Regions from separate parts of the Homo sapiens genome. Here region 2 is linked to region 1. A link is an interaction called in ENCODE POLR2A ChIA-PET data of the cell type or tissue named here. Cell type or tissue: OCI-LY7. All regions are shown on one strand. Each heading gives the region's core, and the rest is flanking DNA. Links, peaks and the distances in the headings are about the cores only.

Region 1 (15,728 bases), core at 3,768-8,767:
AGGAAAAATACCAGCTTCAGCCCCGAGTGGCTACAATCCCTCTTTAATAAATTCCAGTCTTCTTTATGGATTGGTTAAACCCTTTATTAAGTCCTCTCTTGCTTATATGTCTTGTATTGATATTTGGACCCTGTATACACAATACTATAACTTGATTGTTTCTGCTCACCTAGAAGCAATCAAACTCCAATGGTGCTGTAAACTGAACCACAAATGGACACTCCATTCTTCTGAGGACCCTTAGATCAACCCCAGGAGAAGCCCTAGTTGTTGTTCCCGATTCGACGCCCCTTTTCAGCAGGAAGCAGCCAGAAGAAGTCATCACCCAAAACCCCCTAACAGCAGTTAGTGTGGCATCTCCACAGGGGGGAATGTTGTGGGAGTTATTAAGAAATTATTTTAGGCTGGGCACAGTGGCTCGCGCCTGTAATCCCAGAACTTTGGGAGGCAGAGGCGGGTAGATCATGAGGTCAGGAGATCAAGACCATCCTGGCTAACACAGTGAAACCCCGTCTCCACTAAAAATACAAAAAATTAGCTGGGCATGGTGGTGGGCACCTGCAGTCCCAGCTACTCAGGAGGCTGAGGCAGGAGAATGGCGTGAACCCAGGAGGCAGAGATTGCAGTGAGCTGAGATCATGCCACTGCACTCTAACCTGGGTGACAGAGCGAGACTCCGTCTCAAAAAAAAAAAAAAAAAAAAAAAGAAATTATTTTAGATTAGACAGATAGAGAGGAAAAGGGGGTCCTTGGGAAGTTTTCGTTTTTAAAAGCATCTCCAGGAAAGTTTCTTGTAAAGCCCCAGCTCTTAGAGCCAGGCCAGCAACCGTCGATATGCAAATGCCAGCAACTAGAAATTGAGTTTACCCAAACATGGCATTCCAGTGGCCTTCTTGCCCTTTCCCCACTTGTTCCTGTCAACATGGCCAACCCCATGTATTCCCATGTGTGTAGAACATCATGGTGCCCTGCATTTGCATATTAAAAGGCTAGGGTGGGAGGGCCAGCATTTTCCTAGGGCTACGTGAATGACATGCCTAGTCAAACCAATACCCTGAGCCCTGTGCAAATCAGACACCACCCTCTCCAACCTCTGTATATATACCTAGCTGGTATCTGTGGCAGGTGGGACTCTCTCTCTAGACTTTAGAGCCCTGCTCCCTCTGTCTCTGTACAGGTGAGCTTCTTCCTTCTCCCTTCCTTCCTGCCCCTTCTTGCCTATTAAACTCTCCACTCCTTAAAAAAAAAAAAAAAAAAAAAAGAGTGCACTCTGAAAAAGTATACATTCTTTCAGTTAATATCCATAATCACTTCACATGATAAACAGACTTGAGAAAAGTAAGCTTCCGTTCCAAATCCCAGTTTATGACCTGTTAAAGTTATGTTGCTGTGGGCATTTCAAATCATTGAAGCTATGTCAGTACTTTGGAAAGTAGCTGAAGTCGTTAGGTTTTTATATTCATAGAAAAGAATGTTGCTTTCATAGTTTTGTAGGTATAAACCATATCTGATGTTGCAGGTACTTAGAAAAATGTTTTAAGAAAATTAAGAAAATGAAGCTGAAAGTCAAGTTAGGTTTTTATAGGCATAGAGAAAAATGTTGCTTTCATGGTTTTGTAGGTATAAACCATATCTGATATTTCAGATACTTAGGATGTTTTTAAGAAAATGAAAGAGAATGGGTACATGTAATTTATTTAGACTTTCCAAGGGATTTTTCTAAAGCACCATACGAGGGGATTGAAGAGTTTTGACAAGTACAACATGAGAAACAGATCACTATTATGTATTTTTAAAGTGGTTATTAAAAATAATTGTAAAGTTTTAAAAAAAATAGTCAATATTTCATCCAAAAAGTTGCAGGCCATTTAAAGATGTGCCTTGAGGGTAGTACTAATAACTTGTAAGGAAAAGTGAAACTATTAAAACTGCCACCTTGACACCCTGATCAACTCACCAAGAGTGGAATCTGATTTTGGTTAAACAGAAAACAGCATAAAAATTTTAGGTTATAATTTTTAAATGAGTAAGAAAACAAGAAACAATATATGACACTTTACAGCTTCTTATTTTGAGATTATTATAGATTCAGAAAAGAAATAATGCAGAGAATCTCTATGATATACACACTTTTAATGATTCAAATGTCTGATAAATACTTAAATAGAATTCATCTTTGATGGCAGATATTCAAATGAAACAAAATATTGATGAAGATATCGTATATAATAGGCCATACAGTGCTACTGTACGATGATGTATTGTTGTAGATCTCCCTTTCCTTGGTAACTTCACTCTGATTTCATTTTGCGGATTCTCTCTTCTGAATAAGTGTCTATCTTAATGGAACTGTCAGCCAAAATGTCCCCCCAACCACCAAAACTGAGCGTAAAACTCAAGTCAGCCAAATTCAGTTCCCTTCCTAGGACTCTAAATCTGGAACAGAATGGCATGTCATGATCGAAAATTCAATCAGAAATCAGTCATCTCAGCTGTAACTCATTGGCAAAATTGCCAGTCAGCTCCTGTTAGCAAGTTCCCCAGGGCTGCCCTAACTCCAGACCTTTGTATAACTTGGTAGTTTAGCAGCTTCTATAATTTTAAAGCACCAGAATAGCCTTCTTACAAGTTCTTTTCTTGCCTAAATCATACAAAGTTGTTTTCTGTTGATTGCAACCAAAGATTCATACTGATAGAAATCTCTCTCTCTTTAATAATTATATATAAATATATATATTTAAATACATAAGTGATATGTCTCAGTGAGATAATTCCAAAAAACATGAAAAATATAAGGGAGAATAAAAAAGTACTCTGTCATTTCATCAATTTGTGATAATCACTGTTATTTTCATATTTTCTGTTACTTTGTACATAAAAATATGTGTCTAAGTATGTTAAAGAAAATTGAGAATGTAGTTTAGTTATCGTTTTCTATTCTTGTCATTTGGTTTAAATCATGAGAATTTTCCAAAGAGCTAGTTTTAAATTTTCCTTATATATTTTTTTGAACATATAAAATCTATTAAAATATATCTGAAAAGCTGTTGGGAATACAAGTATTTATTTAAAGTTTTTTTGTATATCAAATTTACCTTTGTTATAGGCTGAATTGTGTGTTCCCAAAATTCACATATTAAAGCTCTAACCCTTAGTACCACAAAATGTGACTTTTGGGGATAGGGCTTTTGAAGAGGTGATTAAGCTAAAATTAGGCCATTAGGGAGGGCCCTAATCCAATTTGACTGGTATTCTTAAGAGAAGGGAAAGTCTGGACACACAAAAGACACCAGGGATGTATACACCCAGAGGAAAGAATATGTGAGGAAACAGCAAGGAGATCCTCTGCAAGCCAAAGAGAGGGGCCTCTGAAGAAACCAAGCACGCCAACCCCTTGATCTCAGCCTCCAGGACAGTGCAAAAATAAATTTCTGTTGTCACACCTGTGACAGGTGTCTGTGATCCTCTGCTATGGCAGCCCTAGCAAATTAATATAGATTTTGGTACCGGAAAGTGTGGTGCTGCTGTAACAAATACCTAAAAATGTGAAAGTGGCTTTGGAACTGGGTAACAGATGAAGGCTGGAAGAGTTTTTTAGGTGCATATTAGAAAAAGCCCAGATTGCCTTGGGGAAATTATTAGTAGAACTATGAATGCTAAAGGTGCCTCTGGTGAGCCTCAAATGGAAATGAGGAAGTTATTGGATACCAGAGGAAAGAAAACTGTTGTTATAGAGTGAGTGGCAAAGAACTTCGCTGTAATGTGTTCTAGTGTTTTATGGAAGCTAGAATTTATAAGTGTTGAACTAGGGTATTTAGCTAAAAAGATTTCTAGGCAAAGTATTGAAGGTGTAAAGTAATGAGGGTACTGATTTCTTCTTACAGCATATTGTAAATACAAGAGGAGAGACATAAATTGAAAACAAAATCATTAAGCAAAAAGTAATCAAAACTAAAAGACGTGGAAAATTATCACCCTATCCATATTACAAAGTTAAGCATGATCTGGACCGAACACCAAGGATGTGGCTGAATAATCATTTGATAAAAAGATTAGAGGTCTCACTCGTGGATCTAATCAGCTGTCTCAGCCAAAATGAGGAATAGAGGTGGGTTAATAACAGAAAAAACACTACCAGCTGGAACTAAAAGGGATAGAGTTGGAACAAAATGAAGAAAAGCTAATGGACTTCCTGGATTCTATAGGATGGGATAATAGAGCTATCTGGCTGCAGATAGGCATTATCCTTTAGGAAGAGGAAAGAATGACCTTGAAGACAATGTTGAGATCAGCAAGGCTGCCACTCCTACTTTAGTACTGTGTGGTGAGCTGTCTCCTCCTGGGTTTCAGAGGGCACAGCTGCTACCCAGTGCCATGGAGGCGCTGTTGTCACCTCAGTGGGCCCAATAGGTAAGGTTACTACCCTGGTGAGCCTGGAGGACAGATCGAGCTAAAGAGGATTATTCTTGGGCCTGAAAATTTGATGGAATTTGCCTTGCTAGTTTTGAGTTTGCTTGGAACTAGTGACCTCTTCCTTTTTCCTGATTTTTCCCTTTCAGAATGTGAATACTTATCTTATGCCTGTCCCACCCACTGAATTTTGGATGCAGGTAAGTTGTCTAGTTTTACAGGTTCACAGCCAGAGAGGAATTTTTTCTCAGAATAAATAATATCTGCAGTTTCATACACAAGTAATTTAGATAATATTTAGATAAGATTTGGGATTTAGCATTGATGTTGGAATGGTTTGAGACTTTTGGGCTGTTGGAATTGGCAGTGGGGGGGAGAATGTATTTTTCACGTGAGAAGGATGTTAATTGTGGAGGTCCAGAAGGTGAATGTTATGGGCTTGTGTCCCCTTTCCCAAATTCATATGTTGAAACCCTAATCTTTAATATCTTAGAGTGTGACAGTATTTAAAGATAAGATTTTCAAAGAGGTCATTAAGTTAAAATGAGAGTGTTAAGACTGGTCCTAGGAGTGTCCTTAAAAGAAGAGTAAATTTGGACACACAAAGAGATAACTGGGATGCACACACACAGAGGTAGGACCATGTGAAGACAAAGGGAGAAGGCAGCCATCTACAAGCCAAAGAGAGAGGCTGCAGAAGAAACCACACCCAACTGACACCTTGATCTTGGCTTTCCAGCCTCTAGAACTGTGAAAAAATAAAGTTCTGTTGTTTAAGCCACCCAGTCTGTGGTACTTTGTTATAACAGCCCTAGCAAATGAATTCAACTATTTGTGTAAAATAGGGGTTCTGGTTAATGAATTCTTTCCACCTGGAAATAGTAAACAACTTAAAAAATAAATAGTATTCAAAGTGTGGTCTAGTCACAACCCTTCCAATCTGCCTCAACTTTTCATATTCCTATCTTAGAATGGCCATCCTATCCTCAAGCCGCCTTAGAATTTTAATCCCTCTTCCTATTTAAATTTAAGAATTTGTCATGTGTTGCTAAAGCTATCTTTACCCTGCATCTTGTATCTGAACTTCCTTTTCAATGCAGCAGTCACACAGTACCTTTGGCAATCAATACTTCTGAAATAAAATAATGTCACAGTTTTGAAAGATTATCTGAGGTAACTCCTTCCCATGCCCTTGTAAATTAAAGAAAATTTCCTAAAGCACAATTGTAAATATATTGTTATTGTACATATAGCTCTGTATGTATTTTTGGTTAGTTATTATTGTAAATTAAAGGAGTAATAAGTGCATTTAGACAAATCTGGAAACATGAAAGTATTTAAATATGCACTACTATTCCCACAATGTAGAGTTAAGCAGTGGTAATATTTGTAGTTTTTGTTTTCCAAATTTTATTTTCTGCTTACATAGTTGTGGTCATGGTAATATAGTTGTGTACAAAGCCAATACACTTAAAATAAAGTTGCTTATAAAAGTAATACAAATTCAATGAAGAAAATTAGAAAAATATTTAAAAATCTACAAAGATGGAAAGCAAAACACTGAGAATTCTGCAAAGCTATATAACAAATACTAATATGATTTTAATGCTTTATCTAGCACTCTGACATTTTTCACATTTGAAGTGACAGATACAAATATGAATTAGCATTAAATAGAAATAGTCATAGTTTTTCAATAAAAAATATTACAGAGAGAAATGTATTAACAAATAATAGCAACCATTGGATTTTTTTTCAGCTACTACCGATTAAATAGCAAAACACATGCACAAAAATACTTAGAGTTCAATATGAATTTTCAAATGTACTGAAAATCATTACTGAGTTTTTTAGCCAGAAAAATGGGCATTGCTTTTTCCTTCAAACTGTGTTCTTAAGGAAAGAAAAAGGATCCTTTTGTTTGTAATCCCCATATTAAGTTCTAAGAATATAAATAACGAGTCTTTGAGGAGAAAATCGATCCAATAGAACAAATAATTACTTAAATGTCTTTAAATTTGGTAAATGATTCTTTGTCAACTATAGCGTAAAAGAGATTTCACCTTGGTAATAGTAAGCTGGGCAATTAGAACCAAATCCTCCTGCTGAAGATAGCTGAAAGAGCTGAAGGAAATGTTAATATGAAAGCCAAAATAAGCAAATAAAAACCCTGAAAACAAACAAAAAACTGTTGATAAGTTACATTTGGCCATCCAAAATTAAGAAAAACATGTATCCACCCTCGGCCAGGCACAGTGGCTCACGCCTGTAATCCCAGCACTTTGGGAGGCCGAGGCGGGCAGATCACCTGAGGTCAGGAGTTCAAGACCAATCTGGCCAACATAGGGAAATCCCATCTCTACAAAAATACAAAAATTAGCCGGGCATGATGGCAGGTGACTATAATCCCAGCTACTTGGGAGGCTGAGGTGGGAGAATCGCTTGAACCCGGGAGGTGGAGGTTGCAGTGAGTTGAGATCTCTCCCACTGCACTCCAGCCTGGGAAACAGAGCAAGACTGTGTCTCAGAAAAAAAAAAAAAAAAAAAATTACTCACCCCAAACCTAAGAAAAGTCAAGAAATTAGAGAGGGAAGCCAAGAGTTCAAATGTGTTTTGCCCTGAAGTTGGAAGTATCAGCTGTGAAACTCAACTATGGTTTTACTAGCTTGGTAAGCTTCTGGGGGTGTAGTGGGGTTGGGGGGGTGGGTGGAAGATATGGAGTTGGAGGGTGGGTGGGTATTGGGGGAAGCCTAGGGGTTACCAAGATAAAGATTTTGAAACACCCCTATACAACTACTCTGAGATGAGACTGTAAAGAACTATATTCTCAGAGTAAGGGCAAACCAGAAGTAAATCAATCTTTGTTCCAGGCAACTTCCATCATTTGGTTACCACAGCATAAGATTTGAACATAAGTTGATCCTGAATCGGTACCCTCCTAAAGGCCTGGAAGAAGCCACAAAGATCCTCTCTAGCAGCATGTATAATTATCCGGAACCTCAAATTATACTTCCAAATAATTTTACAAATAATTTTCTGTCAAAGCAAACAAAGCACACATGGAGAAACAAGGTATCCGCTGTGAATGAAAAACAAAAAAACAAGGAATAAAAATAAACTCACAAACACTTCTATTGAAATTATCTGACACAGAGTATAAAACAACTATGAAGGAATGATGTCAACAAGGTGGTGGAAGAGGAGTTTTCAGAGCTCATTTCCTTACAAAAACATCAATTTGAACAACTATCCACACATAAAAATACTTTCACAAAGGCTAAGTAATCCAAGTGAGAGTTTACAGCACCTGGGTGGAGCACAGAAATAAGAAAAGACACATTGAAAAGGTAGGAAGGACAGTTTCACATTACCTGTTACACCACTCCCCCACGTCCTGGCATCACAGTATGGAGAGAGATGCCCTTTGTATATGAGAAGAAGAGTGAAGTGAAGACCCAACTTCACTGCAGACCCCAGCCCCAGGCCTGTCCCAGTGAACCCTGGCACTGTGAGCATTCACAGACAGGCTCCAGTCCAGCCCCTGAGACACCAGGATCCAGGTCTGCCTCAAAAGGCAGTCTCTCTGAAACTGCATCAAAATAAAATAAAAGACCCAACTATATGCTGCCTACAAAAGATTTGCTTCAGCTTTAACAGCACACATAGGTTGAGGATGAAGGAATGGGAAAAGATATTTCATGCAAATGGAAACCAAAAGAGTACACGGGTAGCTATACTTAAGGTCTGTTTTGTCAAAAAGAGACAAAAAAGGTCATTATGTAATGATAAAGGGGTCAATTCATCAAGAGAATAGAATAATTATAAATATGCATGTGCCCAACATTGGAGTACTTAAATATATAAAATAAATATCTGAAGAAAAAAATTGCTAGTAATGCAATAATAGTAGGGGACTTCAATACCCTACTTTCAACAAAAGATTGATTATCCGGACCAAAAATTAATAAGGAAATAGGAAAGTTGAACAATACTATACACCAACTGAACCTAATGGACATAAACAGAACATTTATTCCACAACAGAAAAATATACATTTTTTTCAAGCCCACATGAAATATTTTCCAGGATAGATTATATATTAGGCCAGAAAATAAGTCTTAACAATTTTAATATGATTGAAATTTTACCAAGTATCTTTTCTGAACACAATGGTTTGAAACTTGAAATCAGTAACAGGAGAGGAAAAACAGAAAATTTACAAATATGTGGAAATTGAATAACACTTTTTTTTTTTTTTTTGAGACAAATCTTGCTCTGTTGCCCAGGCTGGAGTGCAGTGGCATGATTTCGGCTCACTGCAAGCTCCCCACCTCCCAGGTTCATGCCATTCTCCTGCCTCAGCCTCCCAAGTAGGTGGGATTACAGGCGCCCGCCACCACGCCCTGCTATTTTTTTCTATTTTTAGTGAGATGAGGTTTCACCGTGTTAGCCAGGATGGTCTCGATCTCCTGACCTCGTGATCCGCCCGCCTCGGCCTCCCAAAGTGCTGGGATTATAGGCGTGAGCCACTGTGCCCGGCCAAATAACACATTTTTAACCGTCGAAGGATAAAATAAAAAATTCAAAAGGAAATTTAGAAAATGTTGAGACAAATAAAAATATAAACACAACATACCATAACTTATGGAATGTAGAAAAAGCAATTCTAAAAGGGAAGTTTAAACAGTTACATTAAGAAAGAAGAATAATCTCATATAAGCAACTTAAGTTTACACATCAAGGAACTAGAAAAAAGAAAAAACTAAGCTCAAAGTTTTCGGAAGGAAGAAAATAATAAAGATCAGAGTAGAAACAAATGAAATAAAGTCTAGAAAATAATAGAAAGGATAAATAAAGCTAACATTTGGGTTTTTGAAAAAGTAAGGAAAATGGACAAACTTTAAACCCGACTAAGAAAAAATGAGAAAATACTCAAATAAAATTAAAAATGAAAAAGGAGGCATAACAACTAATACCACAGAAATACAAGAGGTCATAAGAGACCCTTTGAATAATTATACTCCAACAATTGAATAACATTGAAGAAAGGAATAAATTCCTTGAAACATGCAACATACCAAGATTGAATCATGAAAAAATAAAAAATCTGAACGGAACTATTTAAGTAACAAGATTGAATCAATGAAAATCTTTTCAACAAAGAAAAATCCAAGGCCAAATGGCTTCACTGTGCACTGCACCAAACATCTAAAGAAGAATTAACACCAGTCCTTTTCACACTCTTCCTAGAAATTGGAGAGAACACTTCCAAACAAATTTTAAAAGGCCAGCATTACCCTAATATAAAAGCCAAACAAGGAAACTATGAGAAAAGAAAATTACATTGCAATATCCCTGATGAATAGAGATTCAAACATTCCCAGTAAAACACTAGCAAACCAACTTCAACAGCACATTAAAAGGATCATACACTGTGATCAAGTGGGAGTTACCCTTGGATTTCAAGTATGGTTCAACATATTCAAATCAGTAGACATGATATACAACATTAAGAAATAAAAAATAAAAATCATATGATCATAGCAATAGATGCAGAAAAAAAGCATTCGACAAAATTCAACATCCTTACATGATATAAATCCTCAATAAATTAGGTATAAAAAGAAGGTGCCTCAGCAAAATAAAGGCCATAGGTGACAACCCTAGAGCTAACATCATATTCAGTGAAAGCTTCTCCTCTATGATCAGGAACATAAGAATAGCCCACTTTCACTATTTCTATTCAGTACAGTATTGGAAGTCTACGCCAGAGCAATTGGATGAGAAAAGTAATAAAATGCATTAAAATAAGAAAGAAAAAAGTAAAACCATGTCTGTTTGCAGGTGACATAATCTTATATATAAAAAACTCTAAATACTTAACCCCAAAACTGGTAGAATAAACCAATTCTATAAGGTTGCAAGATACAAAATCAACACAAAAAAATCAGTACCATTTCTATACATCAATAACCAAGTGTCTGAAAATAAAGTTATGAAAACAATCCCACTTATAATAGTATCAATAAGAACAAAATACTAAGGAATAAGTTTAACCAAGGAGGTGAAAGATCTGTAGATTCAAAACTATAAAACATTAGTGAAGGGAATTGAAAAAGACACAAACAAATGTAAAGATATCTAGTGTTCATGAATTTAAAGAGTTAATTCAAAATTCCAATGGCATTTTTAATAGAAACAGAAAAAACAGTTATAAAATTAATATGTAACCACAAAAGACCCTGAGTAGCCAAAGCAATCTTGAGAAAAACAAAACCTGGAAACATCATGATATATGATTTCAAAGTATACTGTTAGGTTGGTGCAAAAGTAATTGTGGCTTTTGCCATTAAAAGTAATAACACAAAGCTATAGTAATCAAAATGTTTTACTTGCATAAAAACAGACATACATATTAATGGAACGGAATAGAGAACCTAGAAATAAATACACACATTTATGGTCCATTGATCTTTGAAAAGGTGCCAAGAACATACAATGGAGAAAGTACAATCTCTTCAATAAAAATGACATTTGAAAAGCTGGATATTCACATTTAAAAGAATAAAATTGAACCCTTATCTCACACTATGTACAATAGGCAACCCAAAATGGAATCGAGAATTAAATATAAGACCTGAAATTGTAAAACTACTTGAAGAAAACATAGAGAAATATCTCCAGGACATTGGCCTGGGCAAGTAATTCTTTGGTTATGACACCAAAAACTCAGACAACAGAAGCAAAAATAAACAAGTGAGACTAAGTCAAACTGAAAACCTTCTACACAGCAAAGGAAACAATCACTAAAGAGATAATTTATGAGATGGGAGAAAATGTATGCAAATATATCTAATAAGGTGTTAATATTGAAAATACATAAGTAACTCGAACAACTTAAGAGAAAAAACAAACAACCTAATTAAAATGGGCAAAGGAACTAATATACATTTTTTTCAAAGCAGTCACATAAATGGTGGCTAACAAGTATATGAAAAAATTGCTCAGCATTACTAATCTCCAGGGAAATGCAAATCTAAACCACAATGAGGTACCTCACACCTGGTGAAATGGCTATTATCAATAATAATAGATTAAATCACCTGTGGTGATTTAATTAGGAGGCCTATACTTTCTATGCTGAAATGAAACACCTTGAGTTTCCTTTTCATTTATCTCTTGAAGAGTGGGGTTTTTACCCTCACAGAAGCAGGAAGTGATAGTGAGGAAAGAGAATGATACGTGGAAGAAGATATCTTTCAAAAAGCCTTTGAAGAAAAAGGCATCTACTAGATAGTTTCCAGATTGTTAAACACTCATGTTTCTAACCTTGAAGATAGATAGGGAGTAGGAATAGCTACTTTCAGGTAGGTGGGCCAGATGTTTCCAGAAGAACAACAGATTTTTCCAATTATTGTGCTTTCCGATTTCAATCCATCTCCTTTATCATTACTGGAAATTTGTCCTCCCATATTCTGAAACGTACTCTCAGTCTTTGTTTTTAACAGAAATATGATTGCTAACTTTTTATTTCTATAGGTGTCCATAGGTTGTGTTGAGACTGCTGGATAAATTCTTTAAAGGGAAAGCATTTTAAATTTAAATTACTAACTTTTGCTTACCAAATTAAATCACAGCTCTTTAGTAGTATGTGATGAGAGATACTTTCTGACGTGGCTTCAAATTTCTTTTCTACTCATGTTATCTAGTATCACTACATTAACCTGACAGGAGAAATTGCCTCTGAAATCAAGGGAGTGGAGGAATCCTGAATAATGTATAACTTTTTTCATTGCTATTGAGAGGTGACAGCGTGCTGGCAGTCCTCACAGCCCTCGCTCGCTGCCTCCTCTGCCTGGGCTCCCACTTTGGCGGTACTTGAGGAGCCCTTCGCTGCTGCACTGTCGGAGCCCCTTTCTGGGCTGGCCAAGGCTGGAGCCCACTCCCTCAGCTTGCAGGGAGGTGTGGAGGGAGAGGCGCGAGCGGGAACCGGGGCTGCGTGCGGCGCTTGCGGGCCAGCTGGAGTTCTGGGTGGGCGTGGGCTTGGCGGGCCCCGCACTCGGAGCCGCCGGCCAGCCCTGCTGGCCCCGGGCAATGAGGGACTTAGCACCCGAGCCAGTGGCTGCGGAGGGTGTACTGGGTCCCCCAGCAGTGCCAGCCCACCGGCGCTGCGCTCGATTTCTCACCGAGCCTTAGCTGCCTTCCCGCGGGGCAGGACTTAGGACCTGCAGCCCGCCATGCCTCAGCCTCCCACCCACTCCATGGGCTCCTGTGCGGCCGGGGCCTCCCCGACGAGCACCACCCCCTGCTCCATGGAGTCCAGTCCCATCCACCACCCAAGGGCTGAAGAATGCAAGCACAGGGCCCTGGACTGGCAGGCAGCTCCACCTGCAGCCCCGGTGCGGGATCCACTAGGTGAAGCCAGCTGGGTTCCTGAGTCTGGTGGGGACGTGGAGAGTCTTTATATCTAGCTCAGGGATTGTAAACACACCAATCAGCACCCTGTGTCTAGCTCAAGGTTTATGAGTGCACCAATCAACACTCTGTATCTAGCTGCTCTGGTGGGGCCTTGGAGAACCTTTATGTCTATCTCAGGGATTGTAAACACACCAATCAGCACCCTGTGTTTAGCTCAAGGTTTGTGAATGCACCAATCCACACTCTGTATCTAGCTGCTCTGGTGGGGCCTTGGAGAACCTGTGTGTCCAAACTCTGTATCTAACTAATCTGATGGGGACGTGGAGAACCTTTGCATCTAGCTCAGGGATTGTAAACGCACCAATCAGCGCCCTGACAAAACAGGCCACTCGGCTTTACCAATCAGCAGGATGTGGCTGGGGCCAGATAAGAGAATAAAAGCAAGCTGCCCGAGCTAGCTTTGGCAACCCGCTGGGGTTCCCTTCCACACTGTGGAAGCTTTGTTCTTTCGCTCTTTGCACTATATCTTGCTACTGCTCACTCTTTGGGTCCACGCTGCTTTTACGAGCTGTAACACTCACCGCGAAGACCTGCAGCTTCACTCTTGAGCCCAGCAAGACCACGAGCCCACCGGGAAGAACGAACAACTCCGGACGCGCTACCTTAAGAGCCATAACACTCACCGCGAAGGTCTGCAGCTTCACTCCTGAGCCAGCGAGACCATGAACCCACCAGAAGGAAGAAACTCCGAACACATCTGAACATCAGAAGGGGCAGACTCCAGACGCTCTACCTTAAGAGCTGTAACACTCACTGCAAAGGTCTGCAGCTTCACTCTTGAGCCAGCGAGACCACGAACCCACCAGAAGGAAGAAACTCCGAACACATCTGAACATCAGAAGGGACAGACTCCAGAAGCGTCACCTTAAGGGCTATAACACTCACCGTGAGGGTCCGCAGCTTCATTCTTGAAGTCAGTGAGACCAAGAACCCACCAATTCCGGACACACTATGAACTGAGCTAAATAAGTACTTTACATACATTATTTCAGTTAATCTTCAAATGAACCAGATCGGAGAAGTAGAATCCTCCTTAAACAGCTAACAAAGCTGAGCACAGAGAAATTCAATCATTTGTTAGGAGGCACACAGATAGTTCTTTGTTGGATTCCAAAGCCAATGATATTAACTACAAGTTATACTTTTTCCCTATTTCAGGAAATGAAGAGAACCTAATGAAGTCACACTAAAACAATCTTTGATATTCTAAGGTCTGTTTTCTGGAAGGCAAGTGGATTAGTTTCCTCTTACTGCTGCAACAAATTAACACAGGCATGGTGTCTTAAAACAATTAAAAAAATGTCAGCACCATAGGAAAGGTAAAAAAGAAAAAAACAACAACAACAAATTATTACAGTTTTTGAGGTCAGAAGTCTGAAATGGACTTGCCTGGGGTCTGGAGGCTGTAGGGTAGAATCTGTTTCCTTGCTTTTCCCAGCTTCCAGAGGCCACCTGCATTCTTTGGTTTGTCTCCACTTCGTCTTCAAATTTAGCAGTGATCTGTCAAGTCTTTCCCATGCTGCATCACTCTGACGCTAACTTGCCTACCTACTTCTTCACTTAAAATTACCTTTATAATTACACTGGGCTCACCTGGATTATCCATTATCTCAAGGCCAAATGATCAGCCATCTTATTTGTATTTTAAGAACTCCCCTTGCAACGTAATAGAACATATTCATAGATTCTGATGTTGAGGACGTGGATATCTTTGACTGGGGTTGGGGGGAAAGGGGAGATTATTCTTCCTATCACAGGCAGGGTAAGTGTCTTTATAATGGTGATGCTCAGAGTTAGGCACTAATCTGATTTGGAGTACAGCTCTTCTAACAAACGTGAATTTTACAAAGGGGGTCCAGTCTCTAATTTAAAAAGCAAGCAAAAATGATATAAGGTGTATTGTGTGTCAGATAAGCTAGCTAGGATTCAGGGAGGGAGTCTAATCTTCTCAATGGAGATGAATTTCAAATCTGGAGACCAAGACAGAAGTTCTATTATAGGATCAAGTCAAAAGATGAGAAAAACCTGCTCTAGAAAGCTTAAGAATTTAACAAGAGCTCACAGGTTGTTCCAAGCAACTTGGCCCAATGCAGACAGATCAATTTTTCTCTCCCCCACCTTCTTCTAGAAATTGCCTCTGTTTTCATATGGTTGTCTTCCCTCTATGTATGTCTAAGTCCAAATTTCACTCTTCTTATAAGGACACTGGTCAGATAAATTTGATAGGACTAATTGGATTAAATAGCACTGAGAACATAGAAGAAATACATACACATGCAAGCAAACATATACATATTGGCAGTGTGCCTTCATGAATTATTCATATATTTATGAATATTTTCATTAAGAGGGTATATCAGAAATAGCTTTATATTCTGACAGCATATACCAAGTAATATTAAATGAGAAATGTATATACCTAACTTATTTATTAGACTATAAGTTCCCTGCAGTCATTAGACAAATGCTTTGTACATGACTTGCACAATGTAAGGCTTTCAGTGAATGAATGAATACTTCTTAAACATATGCCTTACACTGAAAGAGGTATTTTACAACTACAAAATTTTAAATAAAGAAAATTTTAATTTATCAGATGTTTTGTGGGATATATATATATATGTGTGTGTATATATATGTGAATGTGCCCTATGAAATATATATACATTTCATATATATTTACATATACATACATATATATATTTAGATGTATGTATATACACACACATATATACATACAATAACACATTCTGTATAGGAAAACAGTAAAGATGCCAGTTTTTCTATTACATTGCTAATTGCTTGAAAACAAAGCAGGCTGTGAGCAGTGTCTGTGAAA
Region 2 (15,728 bases), core at 4,819-9,818, 510 kb after region 1:
GAATTGGCAGAAGAGAGGCACCCAATCAGATGTCAAGAGTGATCACAGCTGGGCATGGTGGCTCATGCCTGCAATCCCAGCACTTTGGGAAACTGAGGTGGGAGGATCGCTTGAGCCCAGGGGTTTGACACCAGCCTGGGGAACATAGCGAGACCCCCTTATTTCTACAAAAAAAAAAGAAGAAGAAGAAGAAGAATTAACTTATAATTAAAAATAAAAATATTATCCTGGTGTGATCACACCACTGCACTCTGACCTGGATGACAGAGTGAGACCCTGGTTTAAAAACAAAACAAAACAAAACAAAAAACAGGGTGATCAGATATTGAGGGTGGAAAGTTCATGCTAAATTCTGATTTTACAAAAGCACACAGATGGGTCTAGAAGCCTGACTAAAGTTTAGTTGAGCAAAGAATCTTTGTCACAGTCAGGCTGGTATCAATCCTACAGTAATCTGGGGGTTATTTTTCGGCTCGCTAAGTTTAGGGGTGAAAAAGTTGTGATACTTTTCCTCATCTATCATAAGGGTCTTGGCTGACACATTCATAACAATAGACAGGTTAACAAGAGAGCAGCATAACAAATTTATTTAATCAAAGTTTTATGTGATGTGGGAGCTTTCAGAAATGAAGATCCAAAGATACATTGAAAACTTTTTTTTTTTTTTTTTTTTGCTTAAGTTCAATGACGAATGGATAGCTGTATAAAAGTATGGTTGGACAAAAAGATATAGTCTAATGATTATAGATTGGGGGTGGGGGGACACCCAGCAAAGCCTGTCCAGATACTTCTTGGCCCCTCTGTGTAGCATTTCTTTCTACCAGGTATGGGGTCTTATGACCAACTGGAATGAGGATCTTATGTCCCTCTGGAATAAGGGTCTATGACCAACTATTAGACAAAGTAGGTCAGAAAATTTCTTTGTGGCCAGCTCCTAGACAGAAAGTCAGGGGAAGGTTACAGTAATATTTCTAAGTGTTATGGTTTGCTTTTGGGGGAGAGAGATTCTAGTTTCTATAACCCACATTAGGGAAGAGGAACTCTGGTGTCTGTGACTCGCTTTGTGGGAGAAGAATGGGCAGGAGACAGGAGGGCAGGAGGTCAGAGAGAACTTGCTTCTGAGGCCTTCCAATCTTCTTGAGTTCAAAGTACTCAGCATGTCAAAGCAGCATACTTTAGGGTGCCGTTTTCTGAGTCCCAACATAAGTAATCCATCACAATTATCTTACTACTGTAAGGCTCCTATTCAGATAGAAGCATTCTTATCTTAAGAAAAGACCTGAATTTGAATACCTGTAGGTAAAATATTTAGGGCAAACATTTAGAGGAAATTATATTTAATATTTTAAATCAATTAGGATTCTTTTCTAACCACCAGTAATGGAGATTTCACCTGCTGCTAATGTTCCTTTTGGTTTTGGAAGCAGCTTACTGTGAATGCAAAGGGTTTGAGGGAAAATGGTCTGTTAAGAGCAATTCACAGAGAAAAAGAACAACCAGGAAGGTTCATGAATATGAATAAGACAAGTCAGGGGTATCTGAAAAATACAAATGAGGCACCTCCCGTTAAACTTTGGAAAACAGAAGGCAGCAAAAAAGGATTCTTCTGCAGCCTAAGTAGCCAATCCTTAATTTAAAAAGCAGAGCAAAATAGAAAGCAGTTGACAAATGGAAAAATACAGAGCACAGTGAATTAGTATGCCCACTTGTGGGAGCTACTGAAGTTCCACATGATTGAGAAATGAGACAGACTTAATGACATTTGGTTTAATTTGTTAATGCTTTACCACCAGGGTATCTTTCATATGGGCATATTTTCTAAATAAAATATGGGTAGGAATCAAGAGACAGTAAACAGTTGAATGTTCCTTTTTCTTCCAATTCAGTTAAAGGATAATGCTATCTCTAAAAATATTATTTTCTCAGTTCAAAATCTTTATTTTATGAAATAAATATTGTGTTCTGAATGCTCGGGTATGGGTGGTTTTTATGCACTCATTTATTCAACAAATGTTTGTTGAGTGTCCCCTATAAAGTAGGTATCAGGTGTATAATAGCTCCTGTCTTAGTCCATTGAGGTTGCTAGAACAAAATACTGTAAACTCAGTAGCTTTTAAACAACAGAAATGTATTCTTTACAGTTGTGGAGACTGGGCAGTCCAAGAGGAAATTGCCACCAGATTTGGTGTTTGGTGAGGGCCTACTCATAGATGGCACCTTCTTGCTGTTTTCTCACCTGGTAGAGAGTTAGGGGTTCTCTCTAGAGTCCCTTTTATTGTAGCAGGACCAGCTGCAAACAAAACTCCTCAGACACCGAGTTAAAGAAGGAAGGGGTTTATTCGGCTGGGGGCATTGGCAAGACTCCTGTTTCAAGGGCCGAGCTCCCTGAGCGAGCAATTCCTGGCCCTTTTAAGGGCTCATAACTCTAAGGGGGTATGCGTGAGAGGGTGGTGATCGATTGAGCAAGCAGTGGGTACGTGACTGGGGGCTGCATGCACCAGTAATTAGATCGGAACAAAACAGGATAGGGATTTTCACAGTGCTTTTCTATACAATGGCTGTAATCTATAGATAACATAACCGATTAAGTCAGGGATCGATCTTTAATTACCAGGCCCAGGGTGTGGCGTCAGGCTTTCTACTTGTGGATTTCATTTCTGCCTTTTAATTTTTACTTTTTCTTCTTTGGAGGCAGAAATTGGGCATAAGACAATATGAGGGGTGGTCTCCTTCCTTATTACAAGGGCACTAATGTCATTCATGAGGGCTCCATCCTCATAACCTAATCACCTCCCAGTGCCCTACCTCCTAATACTATTACCTTGGAAGTCAGGATTTCAGCAATTGAATTTTGGGAGGACATAAACATTCAGTCCATTGCAGCTCCCATCAAAACACATACTACGGAGGCTGAGGTGGGAGAACCCAGGAGGCAGAGGTTGCAGTGAGCCGAGATCGCACCATTGCACTCCTGCCCGGGCCACAAGAGTGAAACTCCCATCTCAGAAAACAAAAACAAAAACAAATACATACTATGTACTGATTACATACATTAGATGACTTAATTCTCACATTGTTACAAGTGAAGCATAATACTTTTTATATTTGAGAAAAGTGAGGCTCAAAGAGACTTATTAACTTTCTCAAGTTCTCATGCTTTGATTTAATGGAGCCAAATTTAAAACTCAAATTTGAGTCCAAAGTCCATAATTTTTTCATGATGCCAAAGTGCTTCACAAATGACAGCAAAGATAGATCTTTGATTGTGCTAGGACTCAGACCTTGTGAAAGGAGCTTATGGTCTTAGGGTAGGCAGCTGGAATATAATTTTAATAGAACTTAGCTTGATGGCTTTGAAACCACAGGCATTGATGTCTTTAGGCCTCAGTTTTCTTATCTATAAAATCGGGACACTAATTAGCCTACTGCCTTGTGATAAATATAGATTAAATGAAATATTAGGTAAAATTCTTATTTCAGAACTAAATAGTAGCAAGCATTCAGTAAATGTCAGCTATTATTCTGATCTGTGATAGATGGGGACTCCCACAGTATTTTATGCAAGAATGCCCTTCCCAACCTGTTATGTGTACATGTTTGGAGGAGGAAATATTTTTAATTCTTTTTTTTTTTTTTTTGAAATGAATTCTAGCTCTGTCACCCAGGCTGGAGTGCAGTGGTGCAATCTTGGCTCACTGCAACGTCCACTTCCCAGGTTCAAGCAATTCTCCTGCCTCAGCCTCAGCCTCCTGAGTAGCTGAGATTATAGGTGTGTGCCACCATGCCCAGCTAATTTTTGTATTTTTAGTACAGACGGAGTTTCACCATATTGGCCAGGCTGGTCTCAAACGTCTGACCTCCAGTGATCTGCTTGCCTTGGCCCCCCAAAGTGCTGGGATTACAGGTGTGAGTCACCGTGCCTGGCCTTAATTCTTTGTATAACTTCCCTCCTGAAATTTCTGTGTTTTCTTATGGCTTGATATTCTGGGTATGATTTTAACAGGCTATAAACTCAGATAGAAGAATTGATATCTTTTTTACTTCAAATTTAAAATTTTCAATAAATAGATTTATTTTCCTCATAAGCCTCAATTTTCCCCTGATGGCAGAAAACTTGATTCACTCATTTCTAGGTAATACTCAGACATATTCATTGATGTCTTGGTTTAATCAGGATCTTGGCAAATCTTAGTCTTTCAGGGTTTCTTCCTTCCTCCAGTCCTCCTCTGTGGTCCAAGGATGCCAAGGTCTTGGCCCTTGATTCTTGAAAAGTCTTTCCTGTCAAAGTGATTGCCTTTGCCATGCATTTGTGGGAACGTCTACTTGATAAATTCAAGTGTTAAGCCTTGAATCTTTTTCTTACTTTCTATTTCTGAGGTTAAAACCCCTACCCATGGATATGAACATAGAAGGCCCTCCCTGCTACCAAAATAGGGGGAAAGAAGAACAGGAAGTCTGGAGCAAAAATAAAACCTCAGTTACTATGTCAAAATATTATCTTACTATATAAGAACAGAAACCTTCTCAAATTAATTCGAGTTTAGAAAAAAAAAAAAAAGGAGAATACAGGGATTTCATGGATTTCAATCTCAAGAAGCAAGGCAAGCTGGCCTTCTTAGAATACGAACACCAGGAAACTCAAAGTCCTAGCTCTCTCTTCCCATCCCAGGACTTTATCATTTCTCTCATCTGCTTTTTTCTATGAGTTGGCTTCATTCTTCAGTCTCTCGATCTGCTTTCTTTGTTTAATTATCTTACATATGGCTCCAAAACAATGGCTCCAACAACTGTTCATGTGACTTTCCTGCTCAAGTCCTGTAGCTGGCTTCAGTTGTCTCTGGGTTTCTTAATACAAAACTATCACCAGAGAGAATCTGGCTGGTTGGGCTCATCTGTTACAGCCAGCCCTGACAGGCTGCTGAGCAGTCCGTGGCTTAATGGCCTTTGGGTCAGTTATCTATTTCTAGGCCAATCAGCTATTGCTGTAGCAGATGTCCTAAAACACATTGTTAATATTTTTTTTGATTATAGAAGAAAGGGTGTTAAAGACATTGCATGCTAAAAGTAAAAAGGAAAGTGAATTATTTGATCAAAAAACTGCTCTCATCCAAGACTTCAGAGGAAACTACCTTTGACTGCCCCAGTAGCCATTCTAGAAGTTTCCAAGAAATTTAATGGCAGCACGAAACTATTTATCCATATCATTTCCATCTGCCAGTGTTTTCTAGTGTTGGAATTTCTATTTACGGTAGGGTGGTATGTATGTAAACCTGTTTAATATTTTGTTACACAGCCCCTCTTAGAGATAAGGAGATGAATTTCCTTTACTTTTAGGTAATATTTTCTGTGCAAATATATTAGCTGGGTGTCCTGGAGGAGCTGTGAGACCTGTGAGTTGTCCTGATATATCACTGGAGGATAAGAGGGGAGACATCAAAGGTAGATATGCAGAGGGCAAGAGTATCTCAGTCTACTATAAAGTTTTATTTCATGTTGACTCAGCCTGAAAGAAAGGGCTCTCAAAGACTTTTCATGGTTGTATTTTGGACTTTTAGAAAAGTATATTTAACAGAGGTTTCTGTTATTCAGGAAGTAACTTAAAAGAAAGAATAACTGATTTATGTGAAGTGAAAAGAAAATAAGGTTTCTAGAAAAAGTTATCTCTAAATTTTTATGACTCCTTATTGAGTAGCATTTGTGATAAAAATTCTTTTTGTTGTTTTAAATGTAAACTTTGTGAGATTTGCACTTAATGAAGAAGATTCTCTAAATGAGGAAATTTCTCTAAAATTCCAACCAATTGCAAATAAAGCAGTAATAAGACTCAGGAAAGAGAGAAAGGAAATGAAATGAAATTAGATTCTGGTGAATTTTATCTTTGCTACTTTTTAAGGTAATTGAATTAACAGAGCTAACCAAGTGTGCAAATGGATTAAATCTCAAAACAGGGTTCTTCAAATGCTGGGTACACATTTTCTTATACTGGGACATCTGGGAATCTTCCAGAGTGGCTACACTTAAAATCTTGATGGCCAATTGTATCAGGACAGAAGGAGAAAAAGAAAAAGCTGTAGGGACAGACATATATTGGCTATAAGCAGTCAAATCATCTTCAACTTAAGTCTCATAATTTCACTAAAGTTACTTCCTATTTGTATGATTTCTTGACTATTCATTGAAATACCTAATGAGAACTGCCAAAATCAGAAAAGAAATGTAGTGGGCATGAAAAAAGCCATGGAAAACCTGAAAACCAAACACTGCCTTAAACATAAGAGCACATGCCAAGATCAGATGCAAAGTTGGTCAAGTTTGTTTTGGGGAAGGAAGCTGTTTGAACATATTTTCTGTGCTTTAGAATCAATTCTTTCCTTTTTTATCATTGCATTTCCCATCTGTAAAAATGATTATAGAAATATATTTGCAAGATGGCCACAATCTGCCATCTGCATATAATCTCTACATGTCGATAACATACACCAAAACTATGCAAGCCTTAAACAGAGTGACAACTCTATCATCTGTTAGAAAGCATGGTACTGCACAAGGATGTACCACTTGGAGTTGGAATGATGGTTCAAGTAAGTAGAGAAATTGAGCAAAATGAGACACCTGACTTTGTGATATAAAATATGCAGACATAGAAGTTGTACAATCTGGAATATTTTAAAACCTAATTGAGATTTGAGTCTGTGGTATCCTTGTTTGACAGGAAAATCTTTAATGTGTGTGCCTACGTTTCTATAAAGAAAACATTTACTGAAAAAGTAACCTTTTCCTTCCAAAAGAGGAAAAATTCTTTTTACTGTTTTAAATGTAAATATGATTGGCAGAGAAAATTAAATGAACAACAGCAAAAATTACAGTTAGCCACTCCATGGGAAGTGGTAGTTGCAGACACCGCCGGGTGATTCTTTTGCTACAAGGTAGCTTCTGGAAGGTAACCTGAGGTATAAGTAGAAGGATCTTTGTATTATTTTGCTTTATTTTGTTTTATTAATGGAAAAGTCTTCAATAAGTATTGTTTGCTAACACCATAAAGTCTACTTATCTTAAAAGAAAAATTCAGCTAAAAAATATTACATCTTTCTTTTCGGGTAGGAAAAGCAATCAAAACCCACAAGATTCTAAGAGGTCATAGGAGTATTAGCAAAGGAAATGCTAAGGTTGGTCATAAGTGGCACAAGCAGAAATAGTCTTTAAAACTAATGACACTTGAAATTTCACTGGTGACAAGCAGAATTCCATGGTCTGGGGAGGAGCAAGTTAGACTGGGGTCTAGGTGAATGGGTTTCACAGTGTGGTCCCCAAGCCAGAAACTAAAAATATGTATTATTAAACTATACTTATTATTGCTTAAATTTTATATGTAATTATCATGTTGTATCTAATTGTTTATGTAACTATTATGCTGAACAAATAGAATTCAAAAGCGTGGAAACTCCAAGTCTATTCTTTATCACAAATACCTGCTGCAAACCCTCTTACCTTTCTTCTTGTGCCTGGATAAGAACTTGAGTGGGTCACATAGTTTTTTCAGTTACTTTTAGACATAATAGCAGTCCCATTTAATGTAATACTCTTACTTCTGTTTGTTAGTTCAGACATATTTCAGGCAGAAATCTGCAGCAGGGAAGGGATTGGGATGTCTGGCCAACCTTCTTTGTTTCCATGGTACCAGTTCTTCCCTCAAGTCCCTTGCCACATTTCTAATTGTTTCACCCCATCCAACCTTTACCACAGTATCCCCACCCACTGGGGCAGGCTGGCAAGGAAGTGAAGACAAAAAAGAAACAAAGGTCTTGCTAGAGTAGTTCTGTTGTGGTCTAACGTTGGTGCTTTCTGACCACAGTGGATCACTAGAGCTGAACACTAAACTGCACCATTTCCTCAAGGGTGATACATCCTCCAACTAACCTTTCTGTATCCTCTACTTCCTACCTCCCTGCCCTAGTGTAGACCCATAGCTTCCTACTGCTTTGGTCTCCCATCCTGGCAGGCTTCCCTCTTGGGAAGGGTTTTTCACATAGCTTTCACCTGGCTGCCTTCTGTGGCAGCCACCTGGCCAGCAGGAGCTCATACATTCTTCCCACATCAATCCACGCTCCAGCACTGCCCACTGTCCTCACTCTGCCATCATAAGCAATTCCTGATATATCTGCCTTTCTTTTTTTTCAGTGCAAGTCAACCACCAGTCTCCTGTGTATCCTCAAAATTCCAGGAGACACATAGTAAGCTTGAATTCAGCCCCTTCAAAAGTATTCTCATTAGACTTGAGCTGAAAAGAAAGCACTTCCCTACCTACATCCCTGAAGGGAAGGGGAAGGAAAATGCCACAGGCCTCCGACAACTTTCCACAAAGATACTTCCTCATTCTCTTTCTTCAACCTCAACTCTTTTATATCCTTTAGGAAGGTGTTGGATTAAGGGCGCAGAACCCAGTTTTTCTATTTTCTTTGCAAATCCTGCATGAATAATTTTTAATTACTCTTTTGATGAGATGGTTGGATGGTTGGATGGTTGGAGGCCCTCATCCCAGTGTTTGTCCCTCACTCATTGTAAACTCTGGAAAGCATTTAGCTTCTTGAGCTTTACTTGTAAAATGGGCAATCCCATATGTCCAGCTTAAATTCAATACAGTAAATAAATAAAGAGATTGTTAAAACGTGAAGTGCAAAATTATATCATTTGCCTTATATATAAAATAAGGTGAATTCATAAGCAAAAAAAAAAATTGTCCAGGCATGGTGGCTCATGCATGTAATCTCAGCACTTTGGGAGGCCGAGGTAGGAGGATCACTTGAGCCCAGGAGTTCAAGACCATAATAATGCATCAACAATAAATCTAGACATCTCAGTGAGCACAGCTTTTCTGCATACATACAGATAGGAGATGTTTTTTAGACAAATCACTGCTGTTTAGAGGAAATTCATAAAGTTGGCACAAACAGAATAGCTCTCTGTCAGGTTAACTTGACATACACAGCCTTGGGGGTATATGACTTTGTGCATTGAACTTTCAAACAAACTGAACGTTGAAACAACAGCACCATTTTTTATATGCCTAATTAGGAATTTTGTATATCATCCAACGAGCAACTGTAAGCTTCCACTTGGGAAAGCTGCCTGCCTTCAATGGTTGTATTTGATAGTGCCATATCTTTGTATGTGCAACAGTGTTCCTTTGGGCAAATATTTATATATTTATTAAATGTTTCTCTCATAGTTATATATAAATTAGTGGGAAAAATTATCAAAACATGTTTGATTTTATAGAACTCCCATTCAAACTTGCTCAGAAGGAGGGGTTCAATACAAGGGCACAGAATTATCCTACAGTACACAAGTACCGAGGCCTATCCTCAGCAGCATCTGGAACTAAGAAATTTATCAGGATCCCATTCATTCAACAATTTATTCAGCAAATATTTATTGAATGCTTCTGACAAGCACTAAGAAATTGCAGTGAATGGGCCAGGCATGGTGGCTCTCATCTGTAATCCCAGCACTCTGGAAGCCCGAGCCGGTTGGGTCACTTGAGGTCAGGAGTTCAAGACCAGTCTGGTCAACATGGTGAAACCCCATCTCTATTAAAAATACAAAAATTAGCCTGTTGTGGTGGTGGGTGCCTGTAATCCCAGCTACTAAGGAGGCTGAGGCAGGAGATCACTTGAACCCAGGAGGCGGAGGTTGCAGTAAGCCAAGATCGCACCATTGCACTCCAGCCTGGGTGACAAGAGCGAAACTCCATCAAAAAAAAAAAAAAATCCAGAAAGAAATAAAGAAGACTTTGCATAATGCAATGAATGACACCCTTAACAACATCTTGATTAGAGAAGAAATTGCAGTAAGCAAGCCAGACAAGCACCCTTTCTTTGTAGAGCTTACATTCTAGTGAGAAAGACCATGGGAAAGAACAAATTAGAGCCATTGTGATTCAGGCTATGAGGGAAATAAACAGCATGAGGAGACTGAATATAACTGGGGAATTACCTTGTACAGTGAGTGGTCAGGCAAGGCCTCTCTGAGGAGAGGAGGTTAGAGCTGAGATGCAGGGAGAAGAATGAATCCCACATACAAAGAGCATATATACATATACACATATATACATATATACATATACACATATATACATATATACATATACACATATATACATATATACATATACACATATATACATATATACATATATACACATATATACATATATATACATATATACATATATATATTCCCCACCCCTATTTCTACTTCCCAGAGTTAGTCATTCTCAAAAATGTATATATATACACATACATATACATGTGTATATATATACATTTTTGAGAATGACTAACTCTGGGAAGTAGAAATAGGGGTGGGGAAATAGGAGATATTTTTTTCTCCACAACCTTCTACAGAGTTTAATTTTACAAACCAGTATATATTAACTTTATAATAAAATGTCTTTAAAACCACATTAAGGATGATAGACACATACTCTGACTCTCAGGGAATGACATCACAGAGGGGAACAACCCTGCTTTTGGTTGCTTAGAAGGAGACAGAATCTACAGCCTACTGGATAACTCTTCTGACCTACTCACAGTTTTTAGGCTCTGGAGGAAATGCTGTCATGACTGTCATTTTTCTGTCAAAATCCATCTAGGTGTCATAATTGGCAGAAGTGTCTGTCACTCCAGCTGTGTCCCTATGTACATAGATTGAAAATGATCACCTCCAGTGAAATATTGGCACAAATTTCAGCATCTCTCCTGCCACTCTGTAGAAGAACACAGTCTAAAAGTGAAACCTGTAGATGCCTATTATATGAAGCTTAGCATCAAAAGAAAGGTCACCAAGACAACTGACATTTTATTTTTTTCATATTTCTGGGGTCACATCTTCTTGACATCAGGATAATTGTTTGAAAACTGAGAAATCCAATGTGGTTTCCTACGTGGTGCCAAGTATCTCATATTGGCTTATTTTTTTTTCTGGATTGGTAAATATTTTGGTGAAATGTAGACACAACTGATCTGATAGTAACATTTGCTCCATGAAAGTACAAAATTTGATTTATTTTCATAACTTTCACATTAAGACAAGCACTGGAATATGAATCAGAAGACTACATTCCTGCCACTTACAAATTGTGCAACCTTGGGATAGGAGTATTCTTAAATCTCTGCTTAGTCTTCTCCACAGCTGCAAAGATGTGACAGTGAGCAAATAACAAGAAAGCTCTTTGAAAAGTAAAAAAGGGTTATAAAAATGAAAGCATTATTAAATAACCTCAGCTTGATTGAAAATTAAAAATAACATGTTATTTCTTTTGTATTATAATAATAATATCCTAAGTTAGACTTTAAGCTCTATAAAAAAGGTCAATACTGAACTGGCTCACCATTGCTATCTCCAAACCCAGCACAGTGTCTGACATATATAGGCTATATCAGTCAGGGATCAACCAGAAAAGCAGTACTACTATGACTAATGTAAAATAAAGTAGCTAGATCTTTCCTCTGCATCTGATGTGGGGCCTGAGATTGCAATATGCAAGCTGGAACACTAGTTGGGAAGAACAGCTGGATGCAAAGTGGGAGAGAGCAAGGATAGACTGGAACCAGTATCTGTCTCTCACTACCTCCAACCTCGACAACACAGGTAACCTGCAAGAGAAGCTAATCCCCATTGACATAGAGCTAGGAAACAGAATGTCCAGAGCAGACAATCCAGCAAGAACTGGAGAAGCTGCAGACCCAGGTGCTATCCACCTGGCCACCCAGGTAGGCCAAGCAGATCAGTGACAGCATGCACAGGTTGCCGTCATGACTGGCACCATGCACCAAATTTCAGAGCATGCAAAAATGGCTGTGCTTCTTTTCTGTTTCCCAAATCTTATGAAAATTTCTCTTGTGGACAACCCTTACCCTGAAACATACAGGAAAGTGAAGTCTGGAAAACATACTTCCAGTTTAGTGAAGCTGACATAATACAAAGCCACACATAGGCACTTAGTATGTTCTTCTTAAGTAAATATATTTCAATATACAAATATAAAATTTTAAAGTAAAAATGAATATGTATGAGATTTATATGGATATGTGGAAGAAGACACAATGTATAGTCATCACCAAGATTGGAGGCTGTCCACCTGAGGCAGGGCACCTGCTGCTCTGTTGTCCTGTTGGCATCTTCTGAAGTATGACCAGAGTGAAGAGTCATTATCAAAGGTGGTCATCCGTTGACAAAATAGAGACATAAGAACATTTGGTAAGTTTCAAAATACCCTCAAAACTAAAAGTAGAGGAGAAAATACAATGAGGTTTCCTACTTACCATCTCAGCAGGGGAGTCAGTCTACACAGGCCTGGGTGTAAAGCACTCTATCATTTCCCATGTCTTACAACTTCCCTCATGTTGTTAATTTTTTTCCTATTTTCCTGAGAACTTAAAATGAAAAACAATAGAATTTAGCTTTATTTGAGGTTCAGGAAAAAAAGGAAGCTTGGGAGCAATCAAGTAATCAACTTTTCATTCAATCTAATATCTTTTACTCTTCACTATCATTACATTATTTTTTAGACTTATATATAGTTCATGGAGATTTCCTTATTCCTTTAGGTCTTGACATAACTTTTCAATCCATGATGGGTAATCAATCAAGAAACCTAATTAAATACAAAATATAAAATAAATATATTCCATTAGCCCATAGAATAGGTCACCATCATAAATAAATTATGGGCTGGATGTGACAGTTTACACTTGTAATCCCAACAGTTTGGGAGATTGAAGTGGGAAGATCACTCGAGGCCAGGAATTCAAGAGCAACCTGGGAACCTTAGTGAGACCTTATCTCTATAAAAAGAATTTTATAATTAGCCAGACTTGGTGGTGAACTCTTGTAGTTCCAGCTACTCTGGAGGCTGCGGTGGGAGGATTGCTTGAGACCAGGAACTGGAGGCTGCAGTGAGCTATGATTGTGCCACTTCACCCCAGCCTGGGCAACAGAGTGAGTCCCTGACTCCATTTTTTAAAAAATGAAATAAAATTCTGTACTTTAAACATTCCTAATATTTTGACCACAATTAATTGATTTTGTTAACAGGAAGATGCTTTTAACTTACTGTATATATGAAAATAGAATTTGACTGGAAATGTCTTAAACAAATATTATTGGGTCTTTGTTATGTGCAGGTATATGCTAAATGTTGTTCTATTATTTAATCCCACAATAGCCCTGTGAGATTGCTATTACTATTTCTGTTTTGTAGATGAAAATTTCTGATATACTGCCAATGATTTGCCCCAAAACACTTAACTCCCTAGTAGGTAAATCAGAATTTGTACCTATCTCTGACTCATTCTAACGTGCATGTTTCTTTCACTAAACCACATCGCTTTAGAGAAGAAATATTTTATAAATATTCAAGCATAATAGGTTACATTTATCCACATAACACATTATTTTATTAAAATGCAATATACATGACTCTATTTTATGTGAGAAACATTACAGTTTCCCAAATCAAGTCTTCCAAATTGCTTCTTCCCAAATTCTATATGAAACTCTATGTAGGATTCACATAACCTTCACTGGTGAGCAAGTATTTTTCCAAGGCTGTTAGAGAGAATTGGCTCCTCTCCCTGTGGATGTGAGGTGCTCATGGAAAAGATAAGAAAGACACCAAGGGGCCCTCTGTACACCTGTGGTTAACTGTGTGAAAATGACATTTCCTTCCTCTGTAAGTTTCACTTCATGTCAGCAGCAGGACATTCCGGGCAAGAGGGCTTTGGGATCACTCTGCCTTTTGCTTTGTTCCTGACAGCAACCACGTTTGTGGTAATCCCTCAGAAATGTGGAGGCCATGGAGTTCCATTCTCTAGGGAAGCTATTCCCAGGAGGAGCTCAGACAGAGCCCCAGCAGGGCTCTCCACACGCCCATTATCTTCCTGCAGCCTTCAGCCTTCTACCTCCCCTACAGCCTAAGAAATATCACAAAGCCTATCTTAAACAAAAAGAAATGATTAGACATTTGATTCTGGAATCCTTTTTACAAATGAGAGTTGCATTCAGAACCACAAATATACTTTTTAGGACAAGCTGGTCTTTCTGGTGAATTTAACACCATATCATATTCAGAGTGGCCATATGCCAATGACTGAGGCATCTTTAGGTGTTACTGAGATGTCGCTAAGTTTCTTCTGTTTAGAAAGACGTTATCATATCCCAAGGAGGCTGTGAATGAACAGATTCACCTTAACTTCTGCAAGCTTTGACACAGTATCAGAAGCAGTTCCCTGTTTGAAAATGGGTTAAAGTCTCCCAAATTCGTAAGTCAAATTGATAGATTTTTCACTAAAAACCATTGCTAATATTGGCCATTTTCTCAGACCAGTCCACAGTTCTGATCTAAAGTGTAAGTAATAACACTCCATTAGGTTCTGTAACAAAATTCATTTGGCATTCCAAGCTAGGCTTGAGAACACACCTCCACCTATAAATACAGCCCTGGCAGGGAGAGCTGGTCCTCCCAATCCCCAAAACTGCTGCAGGGCAAGTGGATTTACCCCATTTTCAGGTTGTGCTTCCTAGTGTGTGTTAAGGCTATCAGAGGGTTAGAAGACAGGGAACTCAGGTGGGCTAGGACAGAAAGATGGGATTATGTATACACAAAGCAAGAGAGCAGAAGCTGGGAAAAGATTGAGGGTAATGGTCTTCATTCAGCAACAGTATGGAATTTACCCTCCCTTCCTCTCATTGCTGATCTTCCCCTCTCCCATGGTTTTGATGTGACCAGCTTTAGAGTAATAATACAGGAACATAGGGTGAGAAAGAAATGGCAGCCACAGGACAAAGTCTAGGGACCCAGCGAGTGCTAGATCAGTCATCCTAAGTGTTAATGTATATAAGAATTACCTAGGATGCTTATAGAAACTGCAGATGAGGACTGGAGTAGCAGCTGATGCCTATAATCACAGCACTTTGAGAGGCCTAGGCAGGAGGATTGCTTAAGCCCAGGAGTTTAAGGCTGCAGTGAGCCAAGGTCATGCCACTACATATCAGCCTAGGTGACAGAGCGTGACTCTTTCTCTAAAAAAAACAAAAATAAACCAAAACAGGTGGAGTCCAAAGTCCAAGTCATTAGCTCTGAAGCTCAGGTAGCCCAGGAGATTCTGAAGCAGACTACAGTTTGAGAAACAACTATTATAAAAGTCAAAAAGGGAAGAAATAAACTAGCCTTTATCAAATGGCTATGCTTGATATTTAGAACACACACAACATGAGGGATGTAAATGAAATGCAACTTTACTTTCATTGCCCACTTTCCCTCTAAGATTTGTTTAATGAGAAAGGCTTTCCTCTGTTTCAAGTGTTGATTTTTCTCATTCCCAGGAAGCTTTCCCCACTGCACGTCTACCAATTTGTGAACACCAACTTGGGTTTTCCATACTCCTCAGACCCTAATGCATATTCAGATCACTTGGAGATCTTGTTAAAATGCAGATGATTCAATAGATCTGGGTGGGGCCTGAGTTTCAGCATTTCTAAGAAGCCCTAAAGTGATGCTCTTACTACTGGTCCTGGGACCACACTTTGAGCAGCAAGAGGGTCTGCTCATCTCCTCTGTCTTTGAACAGAGAGAGGAGATGAAAGAGTGTAAGAAATGTGTGACTTGGACTAGTATGATCATGAGTTGTCTTTGGGCCTTCTGGACCTGGCAGGTGTTTAAAGAAAAC

What was found. Peaks named below come from ENCODE experiments on the same cell type or tissue, not always from the same donor. Only the 100,000 strongest peaks of a DNase experiment are listed, where the experiment ranks them.
Region 2: POLR2A ChIA-PET joins it to region 1 with 11 read pairs; 2 of 35 experiments call an interaction of 5 or more read pairs at or near these places.

The regions. Positions count from the first base shown.
Region 1 is chr4:100,605,801-100,621,528 of GRCh38, reverse strand. No RefSeq gene overlaps it. Among named protein-coding and RNA genes, the nearest start is that of LINC01216, 61 kb to the left of the region's middle. In OCI-LY7, for the core only: no CTCF peak of the experiment used is centred there; no DNase peak of the experiment used is centred there.
Region 2 is chr4:100,099,274-100,115,001 of GRCh38, reverse strand. LOC107986232 (a long non-coding RNA gene) reads right to left here and starts at 12,769. Exons shown (of 3, transcript XR_001741515.2): 1 at 12,324-12,769; 2 at 12,120-12,182; 3 at 10,540-11,190. In OCI-LY7, for the core only: no CTCF peak of the experiment used is centred there; a DNase peak (open chromatin) is centred at 7,841; H3K4me3 peaks cover 420 bases.